Regions from separate parts of the Homo sapiens genome. Here regions 1 and 3 are each linked to region 2. A link is a loop called in an ENCODE intact Hi-C map of the cell type or tissue named here. Cell type or tissue: OCI-LY7. All regions are shown on one strand.

Evidence for each region. A loop is a pair of places that touch in the nucleus more often than their neighbours do. Peaks named below come from ENCODE experiments on the same cell type or tissue, not always from the same donor. Only the 100,000 strongest peaks of a DNase experiment are listed, where the experiment ranks them.
Region 1: a loop joins it to region 2, with 2.9 times the contacts of the local background. A loop is called at or near these places in 5 of 110 quality-filtered maps.
Region 3: a loop joins it to region 2, with 6 times the contacts of the local background. A loop is called at or near these places in 70 of 110 quality-filtered maps.

The regions. Positions count from the first base shown.
Region 1 is chr20:8,302,624-8,307,623 of GRCh38, reverse strand. All of the region lies in intron 2 of PLCB1 (phospholipase C beta 1), which reads right to left. Among named protein-coding and RNA genes, the nearest start is that of PLCB1-IT1, 56 kb to the right of the region's middle. In OCI-LY7, CTCF peaks have their summits at 1,800 and 2,002 (motif pointing right); a DNase peak (open chromatin) is centred at 2,023.
Region 2 is chr20:7,933,610-7,938,609 of GRCh38, reverse strand. It overlaps HAO1 (hydroxyacid oxidase 1), which reads left to right. Exons shown (of 8, transcript NM_017545.3): 2 at 3,975-4,126. Among named protein-coding and RNA genes, the nearest start is that of HAO1, 4.3 kb to the left of the region's middle. RefSeq lists an enhancer at 3,186-3,235. In OCI-LY7, CTCF peaks have their summits at 1,742 and 1,944 (motif pointing left); DNase peaks (open chromatin) are centred at 1,949 and 3,269; H3K4me3 peaks cover 1,186 bases; H3K27ac peaks cover 921 bases.
Region 3 is chr20:8,719,419-8,724,418 of GRCh38, reverse strand. PLCB1 (phospholipase C beta 1) reads right to left here. Exons shown (of 32, transcript NM_015192.4): 15 at 1,998-2,065. Among named protein-coding and RNA genes, the nearest start is that of RNU105B, 110 kb to the left of the region's middle. RefSeq lists silencers at 1,952-2,001, 3,003-3,297. In OCI-LY7, CTCF peaks have their summits at 1,700, 1,899 (motif pointing right), 2,917 and 3,120 (motif pointing right); DNase peaks (open chromatin) are centred at 1,938 and 3,138.

The sequences.
Region 1 (5,000 bases), 370 kb before region 2:
ACAACATAATTAATGATTAATTGGGATTAGGTGGGGAAGTGCTGAACCAAAAATAAAAAACCCACCAAAAACCCTCAAAAACTAACAAAAAAAACCCCCACCAAACCAAAAGCACAAAAAGTTCAAAACCTCATTAACATTAAAATACTGTCTAAATGCTAAAGGTGGGCAGTCAGGTCGTCGACAGATTATTCCAATTGACAATCTGTAGTTAATCAATGGATTGTTCAATTATTTAATCAGCATTACCTCTGTAGGTTCAGTATCCATAATTCATTTGAAGCTGACACCAGAGAGAGAAGGAAAGTCATTTCTGCTTCATTATTTTAGAACCAGTTAAAGCTGAATCCAGAGACAGAGCCTTTCAACTGACCCCTCAGAATGCCCTGCCTGCACCCACACGTGCCCATGCCCACCCCCCTACTCCCACTCTTAGGTCTCCAGGCATGCTGCCTTTACAATAAACACTACCTTTAGCCATTGAAACGTGGAAGCTTTTGTTAATTCTATTTAAAGACTATGCAGGATGCCAGCTAAATGTCCCGTTTTACATCATCCCTCACCAGACCTGACAGTTGGAAACACTTAGTTCTGCTCTGCTTCCATTGTGTTCCTGAAGTCATTTGAATGATTTAAATCAGAGATAAGTATTTGCAAATGAGCTGAAGAAATAAAGATGTATCTGAAAACTCGAAACCACCTTGTTAAGAATGTGCTCAGTTCTAGCTTAATTCTTGAGGATTTGGTTAATGCTTGTAAATGGCAGCAGCAGCTCTTTTCTGATGGTAACATTTCATGGTTTAGCTTTTAAAGAGTCACCGCCTCCAAGTGTTTTTAAAAATTCCGTTAAAAGATTCCTTAAACTGTTCACGTACAAAATTGAACAAAAAAATTGGGTAAAAGGAGAGTTCTTCATTCACTTTGCAATATTTTCATAACCAATATTAAAACAACAATAATTTTAATATAATCCCATTAGATGGGGCATCTGTTGTATGCCTGCACTAGGCTATTCGCATTACAGACATTACTTCGCTTGATTCCAAAGACATCTCACAAAGTAAGCATCACAAGCTCCACTTTACAGATGAAAATAACAAGGATTGCAGACATTAAGGAGCTTGCCCAAAGTGAGAAGCCGATCTAGGAGTCAATCCAAAACTTAAGTAAATCTGACTCAAATGAAACAAGTTTCCTTCTTATATTTGACTTGTGCAGAAGATTCTAGTTTGACATGACCACTGACCTGCAGGTGGCATTTCTGGGGCACTTCTAAATGTCTCCAGGAGTCCAACTGGAACCTCTCAGTCATAATGAATTCATTTTGGATGGAGAGGAAAAGTTGAAGACTTGTCTGAGACACTGAGTCTTTGCTCTTTCCACCCTTTTTTGCTCCTTCTTTTCCAACAAATCACTTACTCCCTGCAGCCAATCTTTGCAAAGTGCAACCCAGTGAAGCAATTCATTCTATAATGAGAATAGTCCATCGGCTAAACATCCTCTGAGAGTGTTTAAACTTCAAATGAAAAATGCATTAATCCCAACAATTCTTTAAACACCCCAACAGAGGCAGATGTAAGAGAACAAGTCCTTATTTTATGCTTCCGAAGCCCATTTCTGGAGGCATCCTAGCCCACCATCTGCTGCTGCTCCCAATCATGAGGATACCACACACATGGGTTCAATTTACCTTAGCAGCCCACAAGTCACTCTCCAGGCTCAGACTGTTTTCTCATGTGCATCTCTATAAAAATCAAAGCTAACCACTGCAGCGGCACAGAAATGAGTGTTTCAGTACATAATTCCGTCGCTAAAGGCTGAATCTGTACTGCAGCCGATGTAGGGTGAGGGCCTCAGAGTTGAGGAAGAGATATAAATAGCAAGGTTTATAGGGGTTCAGGGAACTAACCTTGTGGATGTTTAGCCTCCGAATGCCTCAAGTCAAATCATAAACCGGAACTCACCTTACCCTTTCTCTTGGACCACTAGAGGGCGCTAGTCGCGACTAGCAGGGCTGAGCCTTACAGGAAGTGGACTCATCATGCCTTTACCACAGGTGGTTGGCACCTGCAGGGAGCCGCACCTGGTTACAGACCCCAAGGTGTGTTTGCAAAATGGGAACTCCATGGTTTTGGCCCAGAAGCACACGAGTTCAAATCCTAATTCTGCTGCTTCCCATTATCTTTAACCACTTTGAGCACATTTCTCACTAGGAAGAGTATTTTGCTCAGAAAGAATTTGAAGGTTTTCCTGTCTCATGTGGTTTTAATTGCTGGCTATGAAAATATGAAAAACTGTCTTCTTACCAAAAGAAGGTCTTCTTCATAAAGCAGCAATGCATTTTGCTTGCTTGGCCCAAGCAAAAAATTCTGGATTAACCATTTTCATATTTAAGGTTCTCTAAAATATAGACAATAAATAGTTCTAGAAAAGGAATAAATGGCCACGAGTTAAGTACAGGTGTTCTTAATTAACAACATAATTAATGATTAATGGGGATAGTATGGGGAAGTGCTGGACCAAACAACAATAACAACAACACATCCTCAAAAACAATGATTGCTGACTGTTCAAAGGATTAATCAGACCAACTAATCTATAGTTCCTAGCATATAGCCAGTGTGGAGTAGATGATAGCAATGTCAGTTCCCCATAGAAAACTAGCAATGGCTCTTGTCTCCAGGACAGGTATGGCTGAAATAGACAAATGAGGACATGAGAAACTTTATAGTGCTGGGGTTAAGAGTGTGGAATAGTGGATTCAGATCCTGGTGAGCAAGTTTCTTAATCTCTCTGTGCCTCATTTTTTCTCTGTAAAATGGGATAATCCTAGTAACCAGTTCATACAGTTGTTGTGAGGATTATGGGAGCACTTAGAACACTGCCTGGCCCACTGGAAGCATTCTGTATGTATTGGCTATTTATTATTACAATAGTAATTAGAATTTACATAAGAGCAAGTGGACACACCCACACACACACACACAAAGCACTCTCAAAGAAGATAGGAAAAGCTCAGAGATGTTTGTCCACAGAAGAGGCCCCTCAGGGGGAGTGTGAGACCTGCCTTCCCCTTTTATTAAAGAGCTATCAAGCAGAAGAAGGTTTTTGATTCATTGTGTTTGGCCCTCAGGGATAAACCAGGCTCAATGGATTTAAGCAACAGGGGATTCGTTTTTGCTCAATTTTAAGAAAAAATGAAAACTGGCTGAGCTGCTCAGAGATGAAACAGGCTTCTCTTAGAAGGGGGTAGTTTCTGGCCACAAGAGGAGTTCAAGCAGCAACTGGACACCCCTTTGGCAGAAGTAGCCCCAGTGTACTGTAAGCACTGACTGAATGATGAAAACAGCTGACCTTTAAGGACCTTCTCAAGACTGAATCTTAATGACAACATGATAAATAATGAAGCCAGAAAAATAGACAGATTCTCCATAAAAATTGCAGGCTACATGATAGAGATACTGACAAAATGCCCTTGAGTCCATCAGATTTGGTCCCCATTTTTTACTGGGCCAGGACTTACTGTTTGGTGTTTGTCCATACCAACTACCCCCTTACAGACAGAGAGCTGTCATAGGAGCTTGCTCACTTCTTAGTCTGAGATGATCTTTCAAGAAAACAGCAAGAAATGCTATTCATTTGAGATGAGGACCTGGTTTTTGGTGAACCATTCCATTTTAATTCATGGCTTATTGGCAATCACTCATTTCCTGCTGGAAATTAATTAAGGCTTGTGTTCTGCAGGAGCTGGTGTTTGCTTTGAATCCTAGACCCTACTGCCAAAACTTTGAAATGACAAAAACACATCTCCAATTTGGGACTCGATGAGGCACATTTGAAGAGCCCCCTGTCGTTCTCAGCTATTCTAATCTGAACAATGTGCTATAAATGTTCTCAGCAACAATGCACAGGGTGGATTTCAGCCACCTGGAAGTGCCTGCTGATTTTACTAAGGAAGAAAAGTGTCACTCGGACTGGACATAAAAAGCCATTTCAAAGCGTAAAAAGTAGTATTTTCACTGTTTAGAGATTTTTAAATTACCCTCTTTATATTGTGCTTCTGTAATCCTTTTATTAAAGAAGTAATGCTCTATGTACAAAAAAGGATAGTAAAATGTCACTTAACTAGAACGCAGTATTCCAGTTAATGAGTTTTCTGTTTAACAGGGGGCCATGATTTATCACTTCCCTAGTTTCTTACCTAAATTTCTTTTAAAATCTATATTCATCTTTGTGGCACTCCTGAGCTTCTGTCTGCTCAGGAGGGTAAGTATCTCTTCTGGTAGTTTTAAGAACTAGCAACAACACTTGCCATAAAGGCAAATTGTGCCCAGCAACAAATGACTGAGGAGATAAAATCATGACCTTTACGTTGAAACCCCGGATCTATACAAAGAATAGGTAACAAGGAGGAAACAAGAAACATTTTTTCAGCCCAGATGCTCTTCTTATGTTCTGAGAAGCTGCTCATGGGAGCAGACCTTCTATTTCGGGGACATACAGAGGATATATAATATGGAATCAATTCTACTTTTACAAGGAAAGGCTACTCCTTACCTCTCTTTGTATAGATATTTCCAATCTCTGGAAGTACACAAAGCTTTGTCATTGATCCCTACCTCACAGCATAGCAGTGGGTACACCCAGTATAATCGGTTGCAATTCTATTAGCCTATTTTCATCTTCAATCTTATTATATCAAGACTGTCTTCCACCATCTTCAAAGATCCCTCCCAATGTCTAGATGTTATATTGTGGTATAATATAATATTTAATAAAGAAGATCATTCCTTGAAAAATAAAAGGGACCCTATTTTTTATTTGAAAAACACAGAAATAATTTTGTCTTCTGACACAATTTGTATATAGATAAATGAAGGGGTATGTTAAAAAATAAAATTAAAAAAATTAAAAAACTGAAGAGGCATTAGCGTATGTAACTTACATTGTATACAAGCAGCAATGATTGGAATCCTCTTTAATCAAAGAAGAAAAAAGTT
Region 2 (5,000 bases):
AATGTAGAAACTTTGGGAGACATAGAAGGCTTGGTGACTTCTAAGTTATGAACTGGAAAAGTGCCTCATGCCTTATGTGAATTACATGGTATTCAAGTGAGTATTCCCATCCTATGTGTGTACCGAGTAACTTAGGGATAGGACACAGATAATGAAAATGAATTTGCAGTGTCACCTTTTCCATGAACCTTGATCATTCTCTTTTGTTCAGCTTTAAATTAAAAAAAAAAATCAATCAACTTTCTTTGGAGGACAGCTGATGCTATTTTATTATCAACTAGTTGAGTTTTTATTGCAATACATTTTGCAATGTGTCCTCTTTTGCTGTATGACTCGCTAGGTGAACCTTGATTCCTCACACTGCATCATGTAGCTGGTCACGTGAAACTAAGAATAGAAATTCTGCCAGGGTTGTGGAGACTTTGGGTTGATGGCATGAAGGAAATCAACCTGAAATTTCACATTCTGATTCTAATGAAAAGTGCAAAACAATCAAACCTCAGATAACCCATTGTGATACAAAGCCAGAGTATTTCAAACACATTTATGAAATTTATACACCTCCCCATCTCGCAAGTACAACAAAAGGTCATTCACCGTGACAGCTTTTATTTCTCTGTACTCAGCTCTGATAATCACATTTTGGAGTTCTGGGGACATGGACCACTCATGTGACCCAGCAGTTGCTTGGAGATATTTTTGGGTAAGACTTCAGACTAATATTACTGTGGCAGTAGAAAAAAATGTTTAAAAGGACAAGTAAATGGAACCACCCAGAACAAAATTTCTTACGGTGGTTATAACAAAACAGGGTAAATGTCAACTTGCTACATTTTGCATGGCTGGAATTGATTGGGATTAATTCAACGAAGAACAGTAATTTGTTTCTCTTACACATTTATTCAAAGTAGCCTTCTCAACTATGGTCTTCACGTTGTTGTAGCTTTTTTTTCTGAAATTATCAATGATGGAAGATGATTAAACAATTTCGACACTTAGAAGCCCTCATGATTTCAGAAAAGGAAACTCTTTTCTGCTGCGTTACCTATTGAGACTGAAGATGGCATCATTTTCTTTTAAATAACAGATGGGTAAAAGTGATGTCATTCTTTCACTTTAATATTTGAGAAGTGATATGAAGTTACCAGTGACATTGTGTTCTCATAGGCATAAATGTCACAAAATAATTTATCTAGTATCCACAATAGGTGAATAAGGTGTTTTTGCTTTATATATTTTAACTGTTTAGAGTAAAAAATTAATGTGGAGAAAATTGGAATGCAGTATTATAGGATTACACAACTTACAAAACATGAATCCACTATGTCCAGTTAGTGTGATTCAGAAACAGCATGCAGTTATAAAGCTGGGTGAGGCATGGGTGTCTTCCTTCAACAGGGCAGCTACTTTGTGAGGAGTGTATATATCATTTGATTTTTTTATAAGTTAAATTTGAGGCCCCTGTTAGATGTGAGGGTGGGCCAAAATTCCTGTGAACAGATTCTCCCCGTTACCCCGCTTCCTTTACTCTGGCATCTCATTTTCTATCCTTTGAAAACGGTTTATTATTCAATTGGTTCAACTGTTTGCCAGTTGAACCAATTCTTTTTCCAAAGTGGAGGCCCAGGAAAGCACAGTCCGAGAATATAGTGAGGTGCTATTTTATGTATGATTGTGGGAAATTTACTTAAATTTGGAGTGGGGTTGGGCAAGGCTTGGAAAGCTAGTGAGCTATCTGACATAGTTGTTACTACTATTTGAAAAATATCAAAACATGGAGGACTCTTTAGATAACATGCCTGTTCCCATTCCATTGATTTTATCTAATTTTACGTAGCAATTACGTTTTGTGCATTGGTTGACAAGCCTCTGTATTATCCTCAGAACAGAAAATACTGTTTAAGGGAAATTAAGAGCCCGCAGTTACTAAAGTGACTGCGCCACCAAGTGGACAAGTGTAAAGCCACTGTCTGGAGATGGAAGGATTCAGCTTTGCTTTATAAATGGGAATTTGACCTTTAAAAATGTCCCTTTTGGCACGCACGCGCGCGCGCGCGCGCGAACACACACACACACACACACACACACACACACACACACACACACGGCTGCTGCCCTGCAGATTTGCTTGTTCTTGTCATAAAGCTTTCATTGTTTCTCTAGCTCTAAGTAAATATTAATGCCTTCCAAGGCTGGCATGCCAATGGCTGCTATTAAGATCGTTTTCTCTCATTCTAATAACACACTTAGAGATGATTGGTAATAAAAACTCTCTTCAAGGCTTCTGCTTCTCCCCCTTCAAAATGGAGATCAAAGAATCATGCTGTGAGGGTCCGTCAAGAAGAAAAGACTTTCAGCAACAGAGCATGTGGTGTGGCATAAAATAATGACAATTATAATGTTCAAAGGAATAGCATAGAAATCACACAGTAAAACTTCTTTATTATGCTTTTCAGGGACTGGATGTTTTTACTTTATTATGTGAGGAAGGGTTAGATTACAGACCCTTAGCTATTCCACAAAGCAATAGAAGGCAGAATTTCTTCTTCCGCTACAGGAAGCACGCTTCGATTAAGGGCTTTTTCTTTTTCTTCTTTTTTTTTCTTTAAGTTACTGCATTACTATATCATACTTCACTATATTTACTAAAAAGTCATGCTGTTTCTGGAAGTAGAGTTACATCTAGGAAATACTAGGTGAATGCTGGTTAGATATGCATGTGTGCCTAAACAACACGTTTATTATACTCATGCATACTAGAAATAGGGCTGTATTTTCTTCAATTTTAATCAGTACTAATGAGAATAATAAATCAAAACAAATAGGAGAGATATATTTTGCCAGGAGGAAAGAGAACTAGTTCTTCTGTAAATTTTACTGGTGAATTTTTGGTTGCTGGTTTATTGGTAATTTTCATTCCAACACAGAAGAATCACAGAAACATTCATTTAAAATAATTTTCCGGAGTCAAAAACTTTTTAACACCCAAATTTCAGTTTTTGTCAAATAACATTTTTGAGAAAAGTGTTAAATTAAACTAATAAAAAACCTTCCCTCATCATTAGACTTTAATGAATATGGCATATAACTAAATAATTTTGAAGAAACCAAATTATAATTTTAAAAGTAATTGCCTGAAGCTGCTGTTTATCACATAAAAAGAAGACAAACTAGACATAGCATATCTTCTTAAACTCTAATCTAAACTCTATGCATTTGTATACCATCTTGATTTTCAAGATTGGGGAAGTGAAACGAAAACTATGTTCACACAAGAACCTGTACGTGAATGTTTGTAGTGGCTTTATTTAGAATTTCCCCCCAAACTGTAAGTATTCAAAATGTCTTTTAGCTTGGGAATGACTGGACAAATGATAGTACCCCTGTATGATGGAATATTATTCATCAACCAAAAGGAACAAACTATTGACACGTACAACAACATGAGAAAATCTCTAATGCGTTATGTTAAGTGAAAGAAGCCAAACTCAAAAGGCTACATACTGAATGATTTTGTTTACATGATATTCTTGCAAAGCAAAATTATCAGGACAAAGAAAAAATGCATCAGTGGTTGTCAGGGGATTGAACTGGGGAGAGTTTCTCTGCAAAAGAAAATGGGGACTTTTTTGGGAATGATTGAACTTTTTCTAGATCTTGATTGTCATGGCAGTTACACCACTGTATGCATTTGTCAAAATTCACAAAACTGCAGACTAAAATGAGTGAATACTATTATGTATTAGTTATACTTTAATAAATAATTGCTTGGGAAATTCATTATCCTCTAATTGTTAACTTTCTAACCAAACAAACAGTAAAATTGCCTCTTTTCCATTAGCTTTATGAAGTCATTTGCTTGTTTGGAAAAAATCCAATTATATTTTTTCTTTTAACTAAAATGTAATGTCAAAGTTTTGGTTATGATTCTGAAACTCTAAAGCCTTTTATTTTATTTTATTTTTTAATTCTAGATGGAAGCTGTATCCAAGGATGCTCCGGAATGTTGCTGAAACAGATCTGTCGACTTCTGTTTTAGGACAGAGGGTCAGCATGCCAATATGTGTGGGGGCTACGGCCATGCAGCGCATGGCTCATGTGGACGGCGAGCTTGCCACTGTGAGAGGTAGGAGGAAGATTGTCACCACAGGGACAGAAGGAGGCTAACGTTTATCGACCTCCTTCTCTGAATGCACCAAGCAAATATGTTCCTTGATGTTTTTACACTCAGAAACATTAAGCTCATGGACTCTATCATCAAAATACTTGTTCTTGCATGTCCTGCTCCTCTTCTTTCCAGCTGTGTGACTGGGCAAGATATCCTCTCTCTGCATTGGTTTCCTTGGCTGTAAAATAGGGACAAAAATTGTACCTGCCTCATTGGGTTATGGTGAGAATTGAATGAGTTCAGGTATACAAAGTTCATGGCAGAGAGTAGGGGCTCAGTAACTGTTGGTTATATTATGGGTATTAATAGTACTGTCTCAGGAAATGGATCTCTGACAGGTAGACTTGCCCAAAGTCACAGCTAGGTAGTTACAGAATTGGAATTCAGCCCTGTGGCTACCTTATCTCAAAACCCTCCTGCTTCCCCCAAACCAAAGTGGTTCTCACAGCCAAATTGCAAATGGAGCAACGTGGTTGGTTGTGTTTTCTTCCGTGGTTTTGGGTCATGATTCTTTTTTATGGATGAGTTATATTCCCAATAGAGCAGTTCCAGCTGTCTTAGGAGGGAGTGATGAGAAAATCAAATATGATGTAAAGAAATCTCTTATTAGGGCTAATTTATTAACTTTCCAGTTCTCTAGCAACTGTGAACATTTGAAAGGCTGTGCAGAGTAAAAAATCTCCCCAAATTGTGCTCCAGAAACTAATATAAAAGTTGGAAATGAATTATTTTGATGCTAAGCAGAGCAGAAAAAGAACACGACTATATAATATTTTAAAACATTTTAGTTTTAAGAATTAAGGATCTTGTGAATTCACTTCCCTTCTTGAAA
Region 3 (5,000 bases), 790 kb before region 2:
TCACTCCCTATCCCCTGCCCCCTCCTTTCCATTTAGAAATGCCTGATCTTAGCCCCTCTGCAGGCCTCAGACTCAGATCCTGCATTTTACTAAGGTCATTGGAATGCCCATCAAAGTTTGAGAAGCACTGAGCTATAGCTCATCTTCCATTGCAGGGTGTCCATAGGTGTTGTCTAAGGTTAGTAATTTTTTTTAACATTTATTTTAAATTCAGGGCTACACGTGCAGGTTTTTTTTTTTATATAAATAAACTTATGTCACTGGGGTTTGTTGTGCAGATTATTTTGTCACCCGGGTATTAAGCCTGGCATCCATTAGTTATTTTTCCTGATCCTCTCCCTCCTCCCACCTCCACCCGCAGGTAGGCCCCATGTCCCTTTATGTGTCCATGTGTTCTCATCGGATTCGTAAATTAAGAATTCACTGTACAATAAGAAAATTGTTAGGTAGGTGACCACCAAATGAAGGGAAAATTGATAATAATAATAAAAAGATTGCTTTGTGGAAATGGGCAGGGGTGGGTAAACAACTGCTTTCCTTCATCAACATTCTTCCCTCCCTCCCTTCTTGGCTCCTGATGTGTCTTAGACAAGCAGGAAAGCATAGTGCAGGGATTAATGGCTCGCGTTCTAGAGCCAGCCTGCCTGATTTCGAATCCCAAGTCCACTAGTTAGAAACCGGGCAACCTTGGGCAACTTACTTAATTGCTCTGTGCCTCACTTGACTCATTTGTAAAATTAGGATAAAATCAGTTCCTACAGCATATAGGGGTTTTTGATTAAAAAATAAGTTAATTTATGTGAAGGAGCTTAGAACAGTGCCTGGCAAGTGGTACTACAATCTCATGTTGCTTTTGCTATTATTAGCTATGACATATTACTTTGATAGAGTTTTTAATGAAAAAGAAAACCAATAATGCAGTGTTGGCACAAAATGGGCCTCTGTAGAGTGATCTAATATTGTCTCACATTTTTAGAAGAGAGAATGCATGGAGATGAGTTTCTTTTAAAAATTCTGGTAGTAATATTTGGGTCAAATGTTAACTGGGAAACATTCATTTGCAAATGGACTATCCAATTAGTAAGAGAGTTTAAAAATTATTTAGAATCACTGATCAGAAATTATACACAATTGAAATCATTCTCAGGAACATATACTTTGCCAGACATGGTAAGCTGTTTTCCTCCTGGAAATCAAAAATTGAAATGTAGTGAGGGAACATAATTAAGCAAAACTTTAGACATTAAAAAATAATTCTAAGAGGAAGGACATCAAGTAAGAGCAGCTTATTTTTTGTTTCATTTTTACTAAATTGTAGAGCTACAAGCGTTGAGACAGAACATATCTAACAAATTTGAAAGCAGATTCAATATAAACTTTAAAATACGTATTTTTAAAGAGAGACAGTGTCTTGCTCTGTTTTCTAAGCTGGAGCACAGTGGTGTGATCATAGCTCACTGCAGCTTCAAATTTTTGGACTCAAGCCATCCTCCTGCCTCAGCCTCCCTAGTAGCTGGAACTACAGGTGTACACCACTGCACCTGGATGTGTTTTATCTTTCATTTTAACTTGTTTTTTTAAAGGCGTGAGGTCTCTCTCTGTTGCCCAGATTGTTTCAGTATAAACTTTTGGTAAGACAAAATTCTAAAATTCCAGTTGATCTGCTTCTGATTCTCTTCTAGGTTCTGTGCAATTAATATTTTTGAGCTAATCAAGTTACTCGGGATGCCTAAGTTTATATAAATAGGTAGCTCTAGTGTTCCAAAATTAAAACAATGCAATGAATGTCACAGTTCTGATCATTTTTCTAAACGCCATATCTTCTCCGGATTGTGGAACATTTCATAAGCCATTTAATTGCCTCAAAAATTGAAGCTGGCAATTGGAAGGCACAAATCTACTTTTTGCCACTAGATGGCAGAAAGTGACCATGAGACAGACCCAGGAGAGTACAGGGTGGTGGAATGCCTTAGGGACCAGAAGCCCTAAGTACCCACCTCATCCATTGAAGATTTTTTACAGTCATCATCATCATCGTCGTCGTCACTTTCCGTATCAGCTTCTCCTGTCAAATTTTAATAACAGATCATCATGTCACCATTTCAACATTTAGCTTTACAGCATTTGTAACACATATTTTACCTAAAATCAATTACAGATTTCCTTGGAAGTTGGGCTGTTTAAAATTATTTTTTTCAAGGATTTAAATTTTATTCGTTATAGAAAATTATACTGACATTTTGAATATAGATTTTTTCCTAAACTGGATTTGTTAATAAATAGCACTTAAAATTTCAAAATTCTATTAAAAAATGCGTGTCAATATTTTTTCTCTATATGTTTTTAAACACGTGGCATTGAAAACAGTTTGCTGGCATTTAATACAGTTTGCTTTCTATGGTACATGTATTCTATTTTGATATACAAACACTCTCTCAGGGTCTCTATGACCCCGAAAACAGATATACTATCTATCCCTCCTTCATCTTTCCCTCCTTTCCCAAGCCGCGACTCTTCCATGCAATGCGTGGCCAGCACATAGCTCAGTGATCTTGTGTTGACATTTTTCCCAAGGCCAGAGAGGACCTTGCAGAAGTCAAAGAAGTTAGGAGCTGGGGCAGGAACTCTGGGGCTTTGGCAGCAAAGTCACTACATAAAAATCGTGAAGGGCCAACTTTATCCTATGATTTGTCTGCAAGCTTATTTGATGGATGTATTGTCATCACAACGAAGTGCATATCGTAGAAAATGCTGATATTATTTTTAAGAGGGCAGGATAACATGGGTAAGTCCTTAAATATCAGCATGATTGGAAATCTAACTCCATCAGAAATAATTCAGCTTCATATGTAGCCAATATACACTCATTTAAATGAATTGTTTTTCCCCTGAAGAATTAATGGACATTTCTGCTAGGTTAAATATTCATATCAGTATGAAGCATTACATTCTTCCATAGCTATGGGCTTCAGTCAGACCCAGAAATATCCGTTATATAAAAAAGATTTTCAAGTAAAAAGTCAGCGAGGTTGTTCTAAATGGTTCGAAAGTTCTAAATTGATTTAACTACTATCTTTCAGGGCTCACACAATGCAATAGCACGATGAGCCCAATAGATGGCAATAATGGTTCAACAATGAAGTAACTTGCACCCCTGCCCACTGCCAGCCTTCTGAAAGTTAGCTGCCCTACTCGATTTATATAAATGGAGACAGTACCACTGCACTGTCCTCTGAGAAGCTTATAAAAGTTTTCATTTGGCTGACACAGTTCAATTACTGAATGACAGTAGTGAAAAAAGTATTGCTTAAAAATCTCCAGGGGAAAAAAGATTTCTGGGACCAGCAAGGGTTTTTATGTATTGGATTGTTTATTAAGGAAAGCCACATACAACCACTTTATAATGCTGATATTGTGTTAGTTAATAAGGTGAATCGATTATATTTTGGATAGAAAACGTATCTTACTACAATATTAGAGACACATTCTTTTAGGGTATTGCCACTTAAGCATTTTTATAATGAAATTTTTGTCCCAAGTTCTTATTACCTTTTTTTTTTAAAAAAAAAAAATCAGAGAGGGGATTCTTTTAATTAAATAATTAAAAAATTGTTTGGCAGAGCTTTCTATAAAATACTTCATGGGACCCAACAATTCGCAGTCATTTCAAATAGCCAATCAGGTCATTCTTTAGTGTCTGTGGGAAAGAAAGAATTTGTCTTTCTTTACTGTAAAAAGCAGAAACCTGATTTTTCTCCTGTAAATCTTTGGAGGGATGTTGGGGGAATCTTGTTGAACTATAAAAAATATCTTAGGTTACCCTAGTTCCTTAGGACAAGTCTACTAGCAAAGGGCTGAATCCTGCAAGAGGCATCTGGCCAACAGGGGCCATGATAAGTAAACTAGCTTTGAAATACAATACCTGTCACGTTTTTCAAGTTACTTGAGTTCCCAGTACTGTGAACATCTACGAACCAAATGGTAAATTAGCGGTGCTCTTTATTCAGGTACCTACATATTAAAATGTCCAAAAGTTTCCACTGATTGCATAATAGACAACAGGGCTAGCTTAGGAAATCTACTGAATAACTAACAGATTGTTGCCCTTTCTCTATATTAAGCAATAATGTTCACTGCCTGTAAAAATCGTCATTTGTGTTATGCATCCTGTTAATAAGAGGCAGAGAACTGGTAGTGGGAAAGGCAGATGGTAAAAAACACAAGCACCCACATGCAAAGGAAGACAAGGTTTGCTTGCTATCATTCAACGGATAGAGTTGTGTTAGGAAATAGGTGTGAATGAAAGGCCTGTTAATGATACTCACTTCCAAACTTCAAAGAGAACATTTTTACTGAGTACAGAAATTATTTTTGAAAAAATGTTGAAAGACATGCACAATAATGATGAAAGTACACATTCAAAAGCTACAGGACAAAACCCTTTCAAAGAATTATATAACGTCTGTTGATAAAGATTTTAATCGAAACAATAAAAAAACAGGCAATTGAGACAGAAAAATAGAAGAAAAGATAAATCAGAGTCTCAGGCTACTTTTTTTTAACCCTGATTGTCCTAGAGTTTATATTTTAATTATTTTAAAATCTTATAACTGATGTATAACAGGCGTACAGAAAAGTACACGTCGTAAGTCCACAGTGCAAAGAATTTTCACCAAATAAACGTGTCTGAGTAAATGATATCCAGATCAAGAAACAAAATATAACCAATCTCTAGAAGGCTCTTGGGCTCCCTGCTGGTTGCTTTTCTTCCAAGGGAACCCATTATCCTGACTTCTAATAAATAGCATAAATTAGTTTTGCCTGTTTTTGTGTGTTATATAGGTTAAATCATACAGTATGTAGTTTTTGTGTACCTGACTTCCTTTGCTCAATATTATGTTTATTTATAGTGATTCATCCATAGTTTTCATTTAGTTATAGATTATTCTCATGGCTGCATATTCTTTCTTTGTGTGAATATACCATAATTCATTTATCTG